Regions from separate parts of the Homo sapiens genome. Here region 2 is linked to region 1. The links are chromatin loops, found by intact Hi-C in ENCODE. Cell type or tissue: heart left ventricle. All regions are shown on one strand.

Region 1 (8,000 bases):
CTGCTTCTGGTGGCCTCAGCCTGGAGCTATGGGAGCATCAGGGCTTGTCCCTTGGCCTGAACATTAGCTCCCCAACAAGGGACATAATGAGGGAAGCCTGGTGAGGCTAGGATGAGGCACTCCTTTAAGTAGCTGCTTTGCCTCTGGCAGTTTCTTAGAGCAGGAACGGAGAACATGCTAGAGGTGAATGCAGGTGACAGGTTGGTCTGGGAGTAACTTAATGTCCCTTTGAGGGATTTACAGAAACCCTTCTAGGTGAAGTAGCTTTTCAAGGGGCTTTGGCTGGAGGACCTGGTGGGGCAGGAAAGGGGTTTCAGTGAGATGCGGTGTTCCGAATCCATGAGCTGGCAAAGCCTGGCAACCTCAGACCCATTGACCCATGGGGATGGTAAGAGGAGGAAATGGGATCATATGCACAGTGGCTGGCAGAAGTAAGGCCCCCACCTTTTTGTTTTATTTCAACAACAAAGAGGTTGATTCATCCAGAAGAGGAATTCATCCAGAACAGGGCAGAAGTGGGGGATAGGAGGCAAGTAAGAGGGCTTTTCCTGAAAAAGGAGACGCAGTTGGAGGCTCAATTCACTTCTGCATGGCCTTGGGTAAGTCACGCAACTTCTCTGGGCCTCAGTTTGCCCAGCTGTGAGATACGGGAGTTGGTTCAGCTCACCTCTGGGGCCCCTCCGGCTCTATTATGAATGGGTTTCCACATCACCTGCGGGAAAGGTCTGCTGGGCCTGTCTGTTTTTGCCCAGGTTTTTCTGGTTGGAACTTTTTCTGCAGGTGCTGTGGGCTCTTGGGCCTGGAGTCTGGGCACAGCTAAGCCGTCTTCCGTGTGCTTGCTGCCTTGTCACTGTCCCCCATGAGACATGGGAAATTGAGGATCGCCGCGGCAGATCTTAAATCAGAGCCTGGGCCATCCATCTCCCAGAACAGACTGAAATAACAAGGTGGGTGGCACAGATCGCCTCCACATGGACAGTTGAAAGATATTAAAAAGCCAGAATCTTGAGCCCCCCAGATCCCTTAACAAATTTCCAAATACCTCAGGGACCTGCATGCAGACGAGAGAAGAGGGAATATCTCATTTTAGAGTTCCCTAGGAAGGCCAGAGGGCTGCATTTCAGGAAATGCCTCTGTCTGAGGGCTTCTGAAGGCCCTGCCACCTGCCATTGGCCTCCCTAGACTGCCTGACCTCCAGCTCCTCCCTGCAGGTGCCCCCACTAGAGTCAGCCTGGCCAGAGTGGCAGAGCAGAGTGCCCAGGTATGTGGAAGCCAGACTGCTGTGGCGCGCTGTTGCTCACCAGCTCTGTAAATTTGGGAAAGTTGCTTAAACTTTTCAGCTCTCAGTTTCCTCATCTGTAAAACGGGAATGACATTGGTTACTTCAAGGGGTTATTTTGAGAGTTAAATAAAATAATTCACACAAAGCCAACAGCACAGTGCCTGGCCCATCTTGAGACCTCAAACATTAGCCACTAATATTAATCTCCCTCCTGTCCCATAAATGAGCCCACCCAGCTGCTGTTTCCTTTCACAGGCTCTCCTGCTCTTCTGCCTTTTTACATTCCAACCATCTCTTAAGCCTCAGTTCAACTCTCTCCTCCTCCAGGAAGCCCTCCCTGAATGGCCCTCCAAGGGTCCACCTCCCTCTGACTTCCAAGGCTAAATTTTTTTGTATTTGATTGTATTTGTAGTGACTTTTCTTTGCTGCTTCATTGTGTAGGATCCAAACTCCTTGAGCACAAGCCCTTTGCTTCTGTTTCCCCCTCCCCCTTTTCCCCACGGCACCTGTCACAGTGCAATCCACACCATAGGCACTCCTAAAACACCCATGTTTGTCAAGTGGGGGATTCCAGGAAATGGGAGACAGAATCCTAGTGTTTCTGAGAGCGGGTCTTTTGTCTATTTTTAGAGTTTAAATGTTCTTCAAAAATTTCCCAAATTCCACTCTGTCTTTACATTACAACCACACCAATCTTTTCATGTCAGCCAGATGTACTTTTCCCTCCTCTCTACCCGAAATACACCAGAATTTGAAAAATGAGGCGCTGGATCTGGTAGTGCAAGATAGAGAAAGCTTTCTCTAAACCCTGACTATTCTCGTCAGCCTGAAAACTTGGGGAGGGATTAACTCTGGGTGAAAAGGAAGGTTCTGATGGCTCAGCCCAAGGCTATTAGAGCTTGGTTTTTTATAGAGGGACAGTCACGATTTGGAAACATGAAGTCTTAGCTTTTGGAAGGTCAGCACCACTCTTGTTAGGCATCTCAGTACGCTGCCACTCCCTGGGTGGGGGTGGGGAGGGGGAAGGCAGGTGGAGAAACAGACTTGGTAGCCTTGGAGTCAGGACTGAGGACTGACTCTGCCATCCCAGGTGCTGTGGCTACAGGAATGCGCACTGGAAGGTGCTGTTAGCCCCTCCAGCTTGATGGGGGTGGAGATGGGGGAGAGGAGTTTATAGTTATGAGTTTGCAATTGTGACCAAGATAAATGACCATTTGGTCTAGTGGGACCCTTGGGGCAAGGGCCTTCATACCATCTGCTCTGGGTGGAGAGAGGGAGACCTTCTTGATGACCCGAGAGCCCAGTCCTCCAGGGAAGTGCAGCTGTCATGTTCTCCTCTTGGCGAGTGAGTGAATGTTTGTTCCTGGCTACCCTGAACGCAACAATGTGCAATTATTAAGTACTCACCCCCTTGCCAGACACTGCTGAATGCTCTACACACATTACCATCCAGTGTTCACAACACCCCTACAGGGTGAGGATCAGTACCTCTGTCTTCTGGATGAGGAAACTGAGCCGCAGAGAGGCTGATCACTCACACAAAGTCACCCAGCAAACACACAGCAGGTTCCTCTGACCCAGGAAACTGCTGTGCTAACCATTCTGCTGTGCTTCACTGTGTGGGATGGAGGCAGCAGCTGCTTGCCCATACATCGGGGACGAGGCTTTCCCAGAATGCCTGGAGTTTTCAAGCCATCCACTGCTCTCTGCGCCCCAGTCCAGGAGTGATGGAGAGCTATAGTCGGGAATCAGAGATTCCAGGTGGAGATGAAGGCTGACTGTTCCTCTGCTTCAGAAATAACCATTTGGTCAGAACTGAGGAGCATCAGAGGTTCAGCCAGACAAAGCACCTTCCTAGTCTCCAGATGAGGAAACAGGCCACTGGGGTGGGCAGCCTCAGTCATGTCAGATGTGGTGGCAGAGCTGGGACTCCTGGCCGTCCTCTCCAGCCCAGGGGCCACTGATCACATGATATTGCTCTGCTCATGCACCCTGCTTCTCCTCCACTCCACTCTGAGAGGTTCATCAACCAGTCCCTGGTGCCCATGAAGGCCAGGCCTGTGGAAGATGCTCAGTCAATATTTGTGCAGAGGATACAGGCCCAAGGTGCTCGGCTGGCCAGCTCTGTCCCCATCCCTCATCCATAAAAGCAGTGGTGGCTCCAGATTGCCACCTAGAAAGCCAGGGGCAGTCTGGTAGGAAGAAGGTGGGCAGTGTGGAGGAGCGGCCTAGAAGACGGTCAGCCAGCAAACCCACTCTAAGGTCCCATTAAGACACCCCCTGACCCTGCCCAAGAGGGACAACTGCAGCGGGGACAAATGATTCATCCCCACACTTGAGAAGCAGAGGGGCGGGGAAGGAGGAAAGGCTAGGGGTGTGTGTCAGGGTATTGCACACAGAGATGGTTGGCTTCAGTTCTGGGTTCTGAAGTCCCTCTGTGCCGCTGGCTGGGCAAGAGGTAAAGGACAGCTGGGCCAGGGGCCAGGCTGGGACTCCAGCAGGACTTCCGCGGCGAGGGGCGCTGGGGGGGCGAAAGGCTTTGGCGGCCCGGCCAGCAGCGCCCTCGGGGGTAAGGGGAAGGGAGGCTACGCGGAGAGGTGCCAGAGACAGCCGGTGCCCTTGCCCGCCGGCCGCCCGAAGTCCGGGTGGTGGGCGTGGCTGCCCCCGGCGGGTGGGTGGGGGCGGGCTCCGGAGCCTGGCTGCGGAGTGGGTGTCCAGGGCGCTCGCGGCTGGGGCGGCGCGGGGGGCGGGAAGGCGCGCGCCGAAGGGGTGGGGAGGAGAAGGGGCGGGCGGCTCGGGGGTGGAGCCGGGACCGCAGCGCCTGCCGCTCGCTCGGAGCTGTAGCCGCCGCTGCCGCCGCTGCTCTTGGCTCGGGGACGCGGGCGGGCGCTCCGAGAGGCTCTGGTGCCTGCGGCTGCTGCTCTCCTCCGGCGCCCGGGGCTGCGGCGCTCCGGGTCCCGGCCCCTGTCCCGGCATCTCTCGGGTCCCTGAGCCCCGGCCCCGGGTCCCGCGTCCGGCCGGAGAGAACGCACTCAGCTGCTCGAGCCGCCCCGGGCTCGCGCCCCCGGGCCATGAAGAGGGGCCCGTGAGGCGCGCGCGGAGTCGGAGGAAGAGGAGGGAGGAGGGAGGCCGAGGAGGAGGGCGCGGGAGGCGGAGGATGCCGCCGCGGCTGCTGCCGCCGCCGCCACCCGCGGGTCCCCGGCGACCCTGACTCCAGACCCGAGGATGGAGCCGGCGCTGGGCGCTGCAGCTGCTCCCGGCGCGTCCCCGACCAGGTATTGGCCGGGCCCCGCGGGCTCCGGGGCGGGCGGGAGCGGACACTCCGCCGCAGCAGCCGGGAGGGGCGCGGGCGCGGTGGGAGACGCCCCTCCGCTCGGGGACAGCAGCTACCGGCGGTGAGCGGAGGGGTGGCGGCGGCGAGGAACGGCGGCGTGTTGGGCGCAGGAAGGGGCTGCCGGGGCTGGTGGCCGGTGAGCGCCGCGATCACCTCAGCCCTCCCTGCCCCCATTCGAGGAGGGCAGCAAACTTGAGACGCGCGGTGGCCCCCGAGGCGCTTGGCTCCCCTCCGCTGCGGAGCGCACTCAGGGGCTGCTCCGGGCTCACCGTCCCACGACCCGCCTGGCTCGGGTCTGCGGAGGCGCCTTGAGACCCTGAGGTCCCCGCGCCCGCACCAACTTTCCAAACCCAGCTGCACCCGGAGGCGGGGGCGCCGCTCCCTGCTTCCTGCTCCCAGCCCTGGCCCGGCCTCCGCACCCAGACCGCTGCGATGAGCTGGGCCCCTGTGGGGCCGGAGCCGCCGGATGGTGCAGAGCCCACCACGGAAAGCCGGAACAACCCTCCCGCTCTTCTCTGGGTAGGACCCGGGGATCAGCCCCTCCCAGGCTCCAGGGACCCAGTGCTGGCTTTCGCGGTAACAGCCCAGAGTAACCCTAGCTGGGATGCTGGGCGTTAAAAGGCCAGGCTGCCTGAGGAAGGTAAGACCCGGGGGTCGTCCTGGAGTGGCACCTTGGCCTGATTTCAGGTGTGCCCCCTCCCCCACCCCGGGCCTGCCCTTTCACAGGACTGCCTTCCTCAGCTCTGGGGCCGGCTTCCTCTTGGTGGACTTAAAACTGCTCTTCGGCAGCGGACTCCCTAGGAAGGGCCACTCCTAGGGTCCAGGTGCCTGAAGACGGGCTTGGGCCGGCCATTGACAGGGAGCTGGAGGCTGGGGCAGGGGAGGTGGCTGTCCAGTCAAGGACAGAAATTCAGTCCAGCAACTTCTGGAGGGGTGGGAGGAGCTGGGGGCAGGCTTGGGCGCAGGAGTCAGGCACCCTGGCTGGGAGGAAGCTGCTTTGACCAGCACAGGGACGTCAGAGGCAAGCAGGTGGGAACGAGTGGGCCAGGTGTCTACCTCCAGAGGTTCCTCAGCCCCTTGCAGTGGGGCCTGCTGTCTCAGGCAGAGACCTTACCTGGGCAGGCAGTTCCCAGGCTCCTGTCCTCAGCAGTGGGGACACTTCCAGGCATCATGATGACCCTGTTTCTTTTTCAAAGTGCTTTCATCGTCATGACTCACACATCACATTCACCAGGGAGGTATCAGGCTTCCAACCTATTCAATTCCCCTCCCTACCGGGTCTTTAGGGAGCTGCTGGGGAAAGGAATGGGTGGATTTGCCCTTGAGCCTTGAACCCCTGCAGGAGGCCAGGAGCCTGGCATGGCACCTTTGATTTTCCTGTTGCCAGTCCCTCATCCTGGCGGTGAGCAGCCCTAGGCCAGGATGCTTCACAGTGATGGGGTGGGGAGGGGAGGGGCACCAGGGAGAGCAAGTCTCTGCTAATCATCCCCCAAACTCTGCTGGGTCTTCAAAATCATGGCCAGGTGCCACCCCCAGCCCCCTTCACTCAACACCCGGCTTCCCCATCTCAAAGCAGAAACGCATTTTCCCTAAAATCCAAATCTCCCTCTTTGCTGAGTAGTTGCAATGCTTTTGGCCAGGGGTTTCCTCCCCAACATCCAAAGTCAAGCTTCCCTCTGTCCTGGCCCCTGAGCCATCTCTGTGAGTCACAGGCCCCTGCTGGGAGAGGGATGTATCCCCCTGACCACTCTCCCCCCAACCCTTGCCGACAGGGCCCTAGCTCCTGGGCAAGGGTGGTGCTGACGACACTGATAGAGGGGTGTGTGTCAGGCCGCATCGGAGGAGGAGTACCTCTGTGTTCCACTGAGTCTGCAGGAGGGGCTCAAGTGCCAGGTCCTCCCTGGGGGCCAGGTTCATGCCCTACTAGATTCCCCTTGCCTACCCCTCTGTCTCCCTCCCTTGCCCGCTGTGGATCTCTCTTTACTTTCCCAACTCCACTCTGCATTGGTGTGGGGAGGGAGCATTTGATATTCATAATCTGGTTCAGAGAAGGTCCCGAAGCCCTGAGTCACTGTATGGTTTCCATGGAAACAGACTTGTTCAGAGGACTCGGTGTAGCGGCTGTGGTGGGGGAGAAGGGAAACATATAGTAAAACCAGGCTCCACAAGTGTGGCGGGACTTGGACCAACTCCCTTCGGTGGGGACTGTGAGGGGTGGGCAAGGCTCTGGCCTCCCTGTCAGAGGGGCTGTCTCTCCCCACCCACTGGGGTCCTGCCATTGGATGCCGCTCAGCTGCTGCTGTGACTCTTGGCAGGCTGCTGCTTCTCCCACGGACCTTCTGGCTAGGTGCCCGGGCTCATGGCTACCTCTCCCTGCCTCAGTTTTCCCCTCTGTAAATGGAGAAAATAACACCGACCTGATAGCATTGTTGTGAAGGTCAAATGCAGTAATATATGAGACACACTTAGAATGGTGCCATAGTAAGTGTTCCAAAGCATCATTCCTAGGAATTAAGTCAGGACATTGGAAGAAACTCCCCAAGCATGCTCACCTAGATCCTTACCCTAGGTCCCAGCAGGTGGTCCTGACATCTTGCTGGGCTGGCCTCCTGCTTTGAAACAGCCTCTCCCCAGCGGCCCCGGCACACCCCCCGCTGGGAAGCAGCCAGCCATTTTTTTCTACGGAGCATTTGTTTCAGGTTCCTGAGGGCCTGGCACAGTGCTAGGCAGCCCTGGGTTTTGTTCAGACCCTACCTGTCTAGGAGCCTTGTGGGAGTAAATCCAGATGGACAGGCAGCTCCCTGCCTCAGCCTTCCCGCTAAAGGCAGGGGTCAGCCCTGGAGCCCCTAGGGGTTGAGGCAGATGGAGAGGAGCAGAAGAGGTCCAGGCAGAGATGGTGGCCCTCTGTGACAGAGTAAAGGGGTTGGGGTGGGGCAGGCCACTGTCCCTGATCCTAGAGAGGCTGGTTCATCTGGCTGGAGAAGCATCTGTCTTCCTCTTGATCAGCCAGAGAGGGACAGGGAGCTCTTCAGAAAGGTAACAGATCCTGCACACTCTCCTAACCCCAAGTTAGAACCTCTAGTGCTCAATTGTTCCCAGCATGCCCTGAGAGTCTGGACAGGCTTGGGGCTCCAGCCTGAGCAGCTGCTGATCTGTTATTGTCCTGCCTGCTGGGGCAGGGTGAGGGGCTCCCCGCCCCAGTGCCTGCCTCAGCAGCATTGAGGAGTGCAGCTAGGGGAGATTCTGAGTGCCACTGATGCCTTACCCGGTCTCCCTTACCGGCCCTTCTCTCTCACTGCAGCCCTCCCCTCCATGGCCCTCAGGTTCCCTGCTCCTTGGCAGGGCTCCCTCCTCCCCTCCTGGAAGATGGGCTTCAGCTCCAGG
Region 2 (8,000 bases), 260 kb after region 1:
CTTGGCATTGTCCTGGTCGGGGGTCGGGTTGGGAGGGGTGATAAGGACAAGGGAAGGGAAATCGGACAAGAGACAGACCCACATGCTGACCAGGGTACTCACAGACAGACAGGGAAGGCCCCCACCTCGAGGGAGGAAGCAGATCCAGTGAGGGCCACCATGCCCCAGGGGAGTCAGGGGCTCTGAAGCTGCTGCCTGACAACCTCTGCACTTTGCACAGAGTGAAAGGAAATTTATAGGAGTGAAGGACGTGGACTAAAGCCCTCTGAACTAGCAGCATTAAGAATGTCATTTCAGCAAGTCCTCCTAACAGCCCTGCCAGGGTACTCTTCCTGCCCTAAAGATGCGTGAAGTCACCAGGCCAGGAATGTATGCAGTGCCCCTGGCCAGGGAGGTGCAGGGCTGACTCCTTGGCCTGCACTTTTTCCAGCCATACTTATTCCTGCAGAAGATGGAAGCTTGTCTTGCAGCAGGTTCAGAATAAAGGCAATTGGGTGAGGGCGCAGCCTTGGTCTGAACCTAAAGGGAGAAGATGGAGGGACAGAGGGTGTCCAAGCCTGCTGAGAGGACCTGCCCTCCAGGGTTGCCTTTCAGAGGCAGGTTGGGAATGTAGCTCCCTGGGCCCAGGCTCATTCTGAGAGACAGGTCATTCTGTTGCTCTGAGGAAAGGGAAGGGAAGGAGGAAATGAGAGAGGGAGAGAAAGACAGGGAGAGAGAGAGAAGCACAGTCTTCCCACTTCTTTCTGCCCTCTTCCTGGAATGCGGACCTGCCAGTCGCCAGAAAGAAAAGAGAATATTTGATCAATCTATTGAGCTTACTGTGTGCCTGTGCCAGGCATGGTCACAGACAAGCTCTTTTCTCACCATCACAACAATCCCATCCCTATTTTACGGAGCAGTAAACTGAGGCAAGAAGAGCTTAAGCAATTTGCTCAAGCTCCCAGAGCTGGTAAGCAGCAGAGCCATGGTCCTCATGCACAGCCCCCACTTGCATATTTTCCTGGGCCCCAGTTCATCTCTCTCTCTCTCTTCTCCAAACATAAAGCCTGGAGCAATGAGCAATGCAGGCAGGCCCTGCTAGGGCAGTGCCACAGGGAGAGGAGAAGATAGAGGACAGAGCTGGCCCACACACAGTATCACAGCAGCCTGCAGAGGTGTCATTTTTAACAGCAGCAGCCTGTCTATGCCTCTCCTCTGCCAGCTCTCGATGACATCAGGCCCCTTCTCCAGGGAGCATGACTCAGGTCGAGTGCGATTGTGGTCAGTGGGGCACACGGATAGGTGAGGTAGGGCTGGAGGAGGGGACCAGGGAGTCTGCTGTAGCGTCCGACAAAGGGGCCTCTTTATTCCCTGAGCTGGGATGTGCTTGGGGCTCCCAACCTTATGGGGCTGGAGATGAAAGGCAGGGGCTTCCGCTATGTCACCTGGACAGGCCCTGAGCAGGAGAGGCAGCCATTCCTGTGAGAGGGGAGTGGGGTGCTGGGAGGAGGGGCTGGGTACCAGACAGGTTGCCAGGCACGCTTTACATGAGCATGTGAACCGAGGCCCCACACCTGATACCGACATACACATGTAACACACAGCAGCACCTACCATATGGCTGATGTGCGTACCTCGTGCCTGCCTCCGACATGAGCAACCTGCACCCGATGCTGACATGATTGTAAAAATGAAACTCGGATATGGCTCCTGACATTCGACACTGTTTACTTAATCCATGACGGATACGCAGCTTTCACATACTCATCCACTCAACCGTGACTTTGAAATGCCCACCCCCATGTGCCAGATGAGCTGCATCTCACACAACACCTTGACCTGTGCACTTGGCTTGGTATGATGCTAACCTAACACAAAGGTCAAGCCGACAGCCACAGGACAGGTTGGACCAGCTGCCTGGTTTTCTTTACCTTTCAGGGTCAAAAAATGTCTTGAGCCGATTTTTCAATATCAGGAGATTGACATACAAATCAGAAGGTCTGGCTTTCCTGGGTGCTAACTCACCGGGCTTCACTGGCTGGTGCTGGACAGGGCTCTCCCAATTCAGCAGGAACCCTGCCCCTGCCATGTCTCATTCCCACAGCCCACCTGGCTCTGCAAGCCCAGGGCTTTGGGACCTGGGTCTGACACGTGCCTGTGGTCCCCAAAACAAGTTCTTTCTGGTTCTTAACAAATTCTTCACAACTTCCCAGCTCAAAAGGATGGAGGCAGCCAGCTACAAGTGAGAAGGCCTGATCCTAGGTCAGTGCCTGGCTGCCTGCCCTCAGATGGCAGATGATGTATTTCTTCAGGGGACACTCAGACTGGACACATTGAGTCAGTCAGGGTGGCAAGTGGAGTCCCTATGGCCTGCCCCTGAGCTTCCAGGGAATCCTGACATCCTGTCTGCATGATCAGTGAGTCAGGCCAGGCCACTCTGGGGCTGGGGAGCCAGGCTGACCCTCCACAGTGGTGACTGTGGGAACCAGAGCTGGGCTGTGTGGAAGAAGGTGGAGACTTTGCCTTTCACAGGTTGCATCTCCTTCTCCAGTTCTTGTTCAATGACTGTTCCAGGGCACCTGTAATGAGACAGGCCCTGTTTGAGATATGAAGAGGGAACTAAAATTTAATCCCTTTCCTTAAGACACCCAATGTTCAGGGAGAAGACAAAAGACCACGTGTGACCCCACATTCTGGCTGACTTTACAGTTCAAGTTCAGGGAGAGGCCCAATCTAATGCTGAGGTTGAGGAGAGCACTCTAGTTGGGGCGAAATCAGGAAGGTTTCATGGGGAATGAGGCTTTTGTGTTGGGCCTTAAAACATTTCAACAGGGAGAGATGGTCAGAGAGTTGAGGGTGGGGAGGCAAAATGAAGGGCAGGGAATGTGGTCCCATATGGAAACAGGGGCATTTTCAAAGTGGCTGCTGTGCACGATGTTAACATGGATTTCTGTGTCTTCTGTGGTCAAATAAACATGGAGACTATTAGGTTGAATAAAAGTTTAACACGTTGCTCTGCAGGGTTTCAGAGCCTTTACTAATATGCATGTATGGTCACTTTTCAAGAAGGCATGGAGAATACAGAATTTTCCGAATTTGTCTCCAGGCCCCACCACCACCTTCTCTCTTTTTATCTGTAGCTGGGGAGCACCCATTGGGCTGGCGGGAAGGGGGCAGATGAGGTAGTAGACAAAAACCAGGAACAGAGGCAAAGCCAGATCATGCTAGGTGACCTAGGTGCCAGGCAGCAGCTTTACTCTGCGGGTATTGGGAACATGAAAGGTTTCTAGGCAGAAGGTGACATTATCAGGTTCACTAGCAGTTTACAAAGATCAAGGTGCTGATTGAAGAGGGTGGAGGAAAGAGCAAGATAGGGGCCAGGATAAGGATAAAGGCTCAGCCCTGGACCAGCAAGGGGAGGGGAGGGTGGCAAGGGGAGGGTGGCAAGGCCTGGGGAGGAGTCAGAGGGAGGAGGGTCTGACAGCATCATCATGGGGCAGCAAGGTCCTGCTGGCTTCTCTCAGGAAGGAGAGTGGCCATCGGTTCCCTTCCAAGCAGTGTGGAAAGGTCCAAGGGTCTGAGGATGCTGCCCACCCACGTAGGAGAGCTGTCCCTCCAGGGCAGGGGTGACCCCTGCTTTATGCAGGGGCAGACGGCCAACAAGAATGGCTCCCTACTGTGTGTATTTGACCTCCTGCACCTCGTTTCCTCAGCTGAAATGGGAATAGAGGTAAACCAGGGGTGTTGCAAGGATTGAGAAGCTGTGGAGTGCCATGCAGCTTTCAGTGAAAGTCACTTTCATGTTGCTTAGGCTAGCAGCTTCATGGTGAACTAAGGCTCTGGAGTTAGGCAGAAATGGAGTCAAATCCTGGCTTTGCTCTTTTTATTTTTCTTTTATATGAGACAGGGTCTCACTCTGATGCCCAGGCTGGAGTGCAGTGGCACAATCATTGCTCACTGCAGCCTCGACCTCTGGGGCTCAGGTGATTCTCCCATCTCAGCTTCCCGAGTAGCTGGGACTACAGGTGTGTGCCACCATGCCCCGGCTAATTTTAAGTGTTTTTTTTTTGTTTTTTTTTTTTGTTTTTTTTTTTGTAGAGAGATGGGGTTTCACCATGTGGCCCAGGCTGGTCTTGAACTCCTGGGCTCAACTGATCCACCTAGTTCAGCCTCCTAAAATGCTAGGATTACAGGCATGAGCCATTGTGCCTGGCTATGGCTTTGCTCTATATTAACTGTGTGGCCTTTGTCAAGCCATCTAACCTCACTAAGCCTCAGTTTCTGCATTTGAAATGCGAACCCCCAGTGTTCCACACTAGGAGTAGTAAGAATTAAGTGAGAGATTGCTTCTGAGGTGCTATATAGTGCTTGACACAGTGAGTGCTCAATAAATATTAGCTATCGTTAATTTTAATATTAATGAGATTTTATACTATTTGTAATAAAAGTCCAATAAAAGTTGAATTTAGATTACAGGATTTTAAAATGCAGGTTTATTACTTTTAGGTACATACAGTGACCCCTATTGGGCTACTGCAATATTGGCAGATAGTCTTTGGGGAACTGTAAGAATCACAGGAAAATAATGATTTGCAATTAATGGCTTGTTTCTATATCATATAAGGTACTTCTCAAGCACTTAAAACGAGTTTCTGCAGTTCCACAGTCCCTGTGGGCCACTAGAATGTGGCCCCAGGTGTTTATTTGCTGACCAAGGCTCTTCTCAGAGCAGGAGGGCCAAGTCCAGGTCTGGACCAGGGTCATCACCAGTCAGGAATGAAAGACAGGAGAAAGGCTGAGGAGAGGCCCTACCACAGAGAGCCCTGTTAGAAGAACCAGGCAGACAGAGGTCAGAGGAACCCCAAGATCTTCTCCCTCATAGCTGGGGGCAGTGAACAGAGCTCAGGGCTCACTCCCTGGGGGATAGACGCATGGGGCACCTGGAGTCATGCAAAGGCCATGCACCTGGCCACCTGCTCCTCCATGATGGTGAACTGGAGGCTGCCACAGTGACTTCCTCTGGCTCACTGTCTACCAAATTCCATGCTTTCCTGCCTCCAGAGCAGTAAAATTATGGCACCTGGCTGGCCAGCTAGATTACACTTCACAGTCTCCTTTGCAGTTAGGTCAAGTTCTCGCCAATGGGATGTGAGCACAAGTGATGCATGCCCCATTCAAGCCGGAGCCTTTAAGACAATGGGCCCACCTCCATCTCAATCTCTTTCTCCTTCCTCCTGCCTACAACCAGGACATGGGTGAGACCCAGCTTCACCCACAGAGAGGTTCAAAATACCCTGGGGAATTGTGGAGAAACAGATGGAAGGAACCTGAGACCCTAAATCAGCTACCTGCCCAAAACTATTGTAAAAGAGAGAAATAATTATTTTTCTTTAAGATACTGGATTTTGCAAAGGGGGTCTCTGTTACTACAGCTTAGCTTCCCCTGACTAATACAGGGATTTCCAAAATATTTGACAGAAGAGGACGCAAGGAAAGTCACTTTTGAATCTAGAATTGTTGGTTTCCTCTTCATTAACAGCAGAAGGAACATCTAGTCTCATCGGGTTACATCTAGTATTTTTTGTTGAGCTTCTACTGTATGTCCAGTACTGAGGGAAAGTCTAGGGATACAAAGAAATAGAAAACAACAAAAATATTGCAACTCCTTGACCCATCACAGTAGGACTTCGGTGAAATTTCCCAGATCACTTCATCCCATCTTACTGCATACTCTGTGTTCCAGCTCCCTGGGTCTATACGAGCTCCCAAACATACCATAGGCTGGGTGTCTCCAGATCTTTGCTGATGCTGTACCCTCTGCCTGGAATGCCCATTCTCTTCTTCCTCACTGATTAAATGTCCCTTATCCTTCCAGACTTTCTCTGTGGTAGAGTTAACTCTTCTTTCTTGGGTCGTATTACCAGGAAGGTGCAAATCTCTGTTTTTTAGGTGGGCAGTCAGTGGGTCCTATTAAACTTTGGATGCCCAGTACTGAGCACAAGGGCTGGCAAAGAACAGGGGCCCACAAACACTCATTCATTTGACAAACACCAGTCAGGTCCCCTAAGAAGGACAAGGGACAGAGCAGTGAATAAGACACACATCTTTGCCCTCAGTTTATATTCTAGTAGGGGAGATGGATATTAAACAGACAAATAAACAACTATGTAATTACACATGATGATGTATGATGTAAGGAAATGGACAAGCCATGGGGATGAGAGCTTTGGATGGGCGAGCACTTTCAGACAGGAGGCAGGGATGGCCTGTGTGAGGAAGTGCTGTGTAAGCTGAGACTCAGGGAAGTGAGAGTCAGGGGGAGCAGGAGGGTGTCTGTGGTGGGGACGGTGCTCAAGCAGAAGACACAGTTTGTGCAACTGCTTGGAGACAGGACAGAGCTTGATAGGTCATCATAAGGAAATGAGCAGGGGGACAGCGATGGAGATGAGACAGGGTGGTGGTGAGGATTTGGGGGTTTTATCTCCTGAGCACTAGGCAGCCATCGATGGCTTCAGGTAGAGTAGTGACCCAGTCTGATTTCCATAACAGGAGAGGAGTTTACTGCAATGGTCCCAGCCCAATCTGATGGAGCCTTGGACTCAGGAGGATGGTGATGGGGAAGGAGTGAGCTGCATAGGGTTGTGCTGTGGAAGTAAAGTGGACGTACTGGGCGTGGGAGTGGAGGGAGATGGAGGAGTCAAGGTTGACTCCTGGAGATTTCTGGAATTGGGGATGGGAGGGTATTAGAAGAGGTGGAGGAAGGGAAGAGGATCTGTGTCTTCAAGAAGCATGGAGCTGTAGCGATGGAGCAGAGGTTGCAACTGAACAAGACCATTTGCCCCTTTAAACAAGTGCTGTCAAGAGTGAATGAGGAAGAAGAGGATTTATTTAAACTTAAAGATTTATGCTGATAAAGAGTGGAAACAACCTATATATCCAGCAATAGGGGACTGGCTAAATTAGAGGGTCTCTCTATAACAGATCACTCTGCAGCTCTATAAAAGAACAAAGAGTATTCCAGAAACAAACTGTTGTCCTCATTTTCCCCATATTAATGATACCTTTTAATCAACACAAGGTAAAGATAGTCTGCCTATTGTTTTTGGTGGCTCCCCTTATAGAGTTAAAACAGAGCAAAACTATATGGCAGGAGAAAGCATTTGAGGAAAAAGCAGTATTTGGTCTGGGTAATCTAGGAGGGGATGGCAGTTCCCCAATCCCTAATGTCTTCAGTGAGTCATTCCTCGAGGTGACTATACAGAAAGTGAATCTTGAGGGAAGAAATAAGACATTGACAATGGGAAGAAAGTATGTTCTGCAGCTGTGGCTTCTCTTAATGGACTTTGTACCAGTTTTGGGTTTGAATACAAAAGAAACACTTAAGAGTTTTTTAGTCCACTGAGAAAAGAAAAAGAAGACCTTCACTTTATCCTATTCCCAGTGAATTTGCCCATAGCTGATCTGGATCTTAGAAAAATGAGCAGACACCAAGGAGGCAAAAAAAAAAAAAAAAAAAAAAAAAAAAGAATCCAGACTACAGAACACACAGACTGATGTCCTAACTTGTTTCTCAAGCATGCCATTATACCGTTATACTGGTAGGAAGCACGAGTAATGAATGCAGCATCTTTCACAGAAAATAGAGAAAACAGATTCTTTTTAAATATAGAAAACTCCATTTTCCCACCTCAGCTCTGAACAAATGTTGTCCATTATTATGACAGCACTATTGAATTATAATTAGATCCCTTCCAATATTCACTCTTTTTTTTTTTTTTTTTTTTTTTTTTTTTTTTTTTTTGAGACGGAGTCTCGCTTTGTCGCCCAGGCTGGAGTGAGGTGGCGCGATCTCGGTTCGCTGCAAGCTCCGCCTCCCGGGTTCACGCCATTCTCCTGCCTCAGTCTCCCGAGTAACGGGGACTACAGGCGCCCGCCACCACGCCCGGCTATTTTTTTTGTATTTTTAGTAGAGACAGGGTTTCGCCTTGTTAGCCAGGATGGTCTCAAATGCCTGACCTGGT

What was found. Hi-C counts contacts between places; a loop is a spot of excess contacts. Peaks named below come from ENCODE experiments on the same cell type or tissue, not always from the same donor. Only the 100,000 strongest peaks of a DNase experiment are listed, where the experiment ranks them.
Region 2: it touches region 1 in a loop (2.5-fold over the local background); 26 of 110 quality-filtered maps call a loop at or near these places.

Annotation. Positions count from the first base shown.
Region 1 is chr11:45,661,735-45,669,734 of GRCh38, reverse strand. It overlaps CHST1 (carbohydrate sulfotransferase 1), which reads left to right and starts at 4,113. Exons shown (of 4, transcript NM_003654.6): 1 at 4,113-4,557. RefSeq lists an enhancer at 6,271-6,924. In heart left ventricle, no CTCF peak of the experiment used is centred here; DNase peaks (open chromatin) are centred at 4,074, 4,400 and 4,867; H3K4me3 peaks cover 2,668 bases; H3K27me3 peaks cover 453 bases.
Region 2 is chr11:45,402,974-45,410,973 of GRCh38, reverse strand. No RefSeq gene overlaps it. Among named protein-coding and RNA genes, the nearest start is that of LINC02687, 36 kb to the right of the region's middle. In heart left ventricle, a CTCF peak has its summit at 4,496 (motif pointing left); no DNase peak of the experiment used is centred here; H3K27me3 peaks cover 841 bases.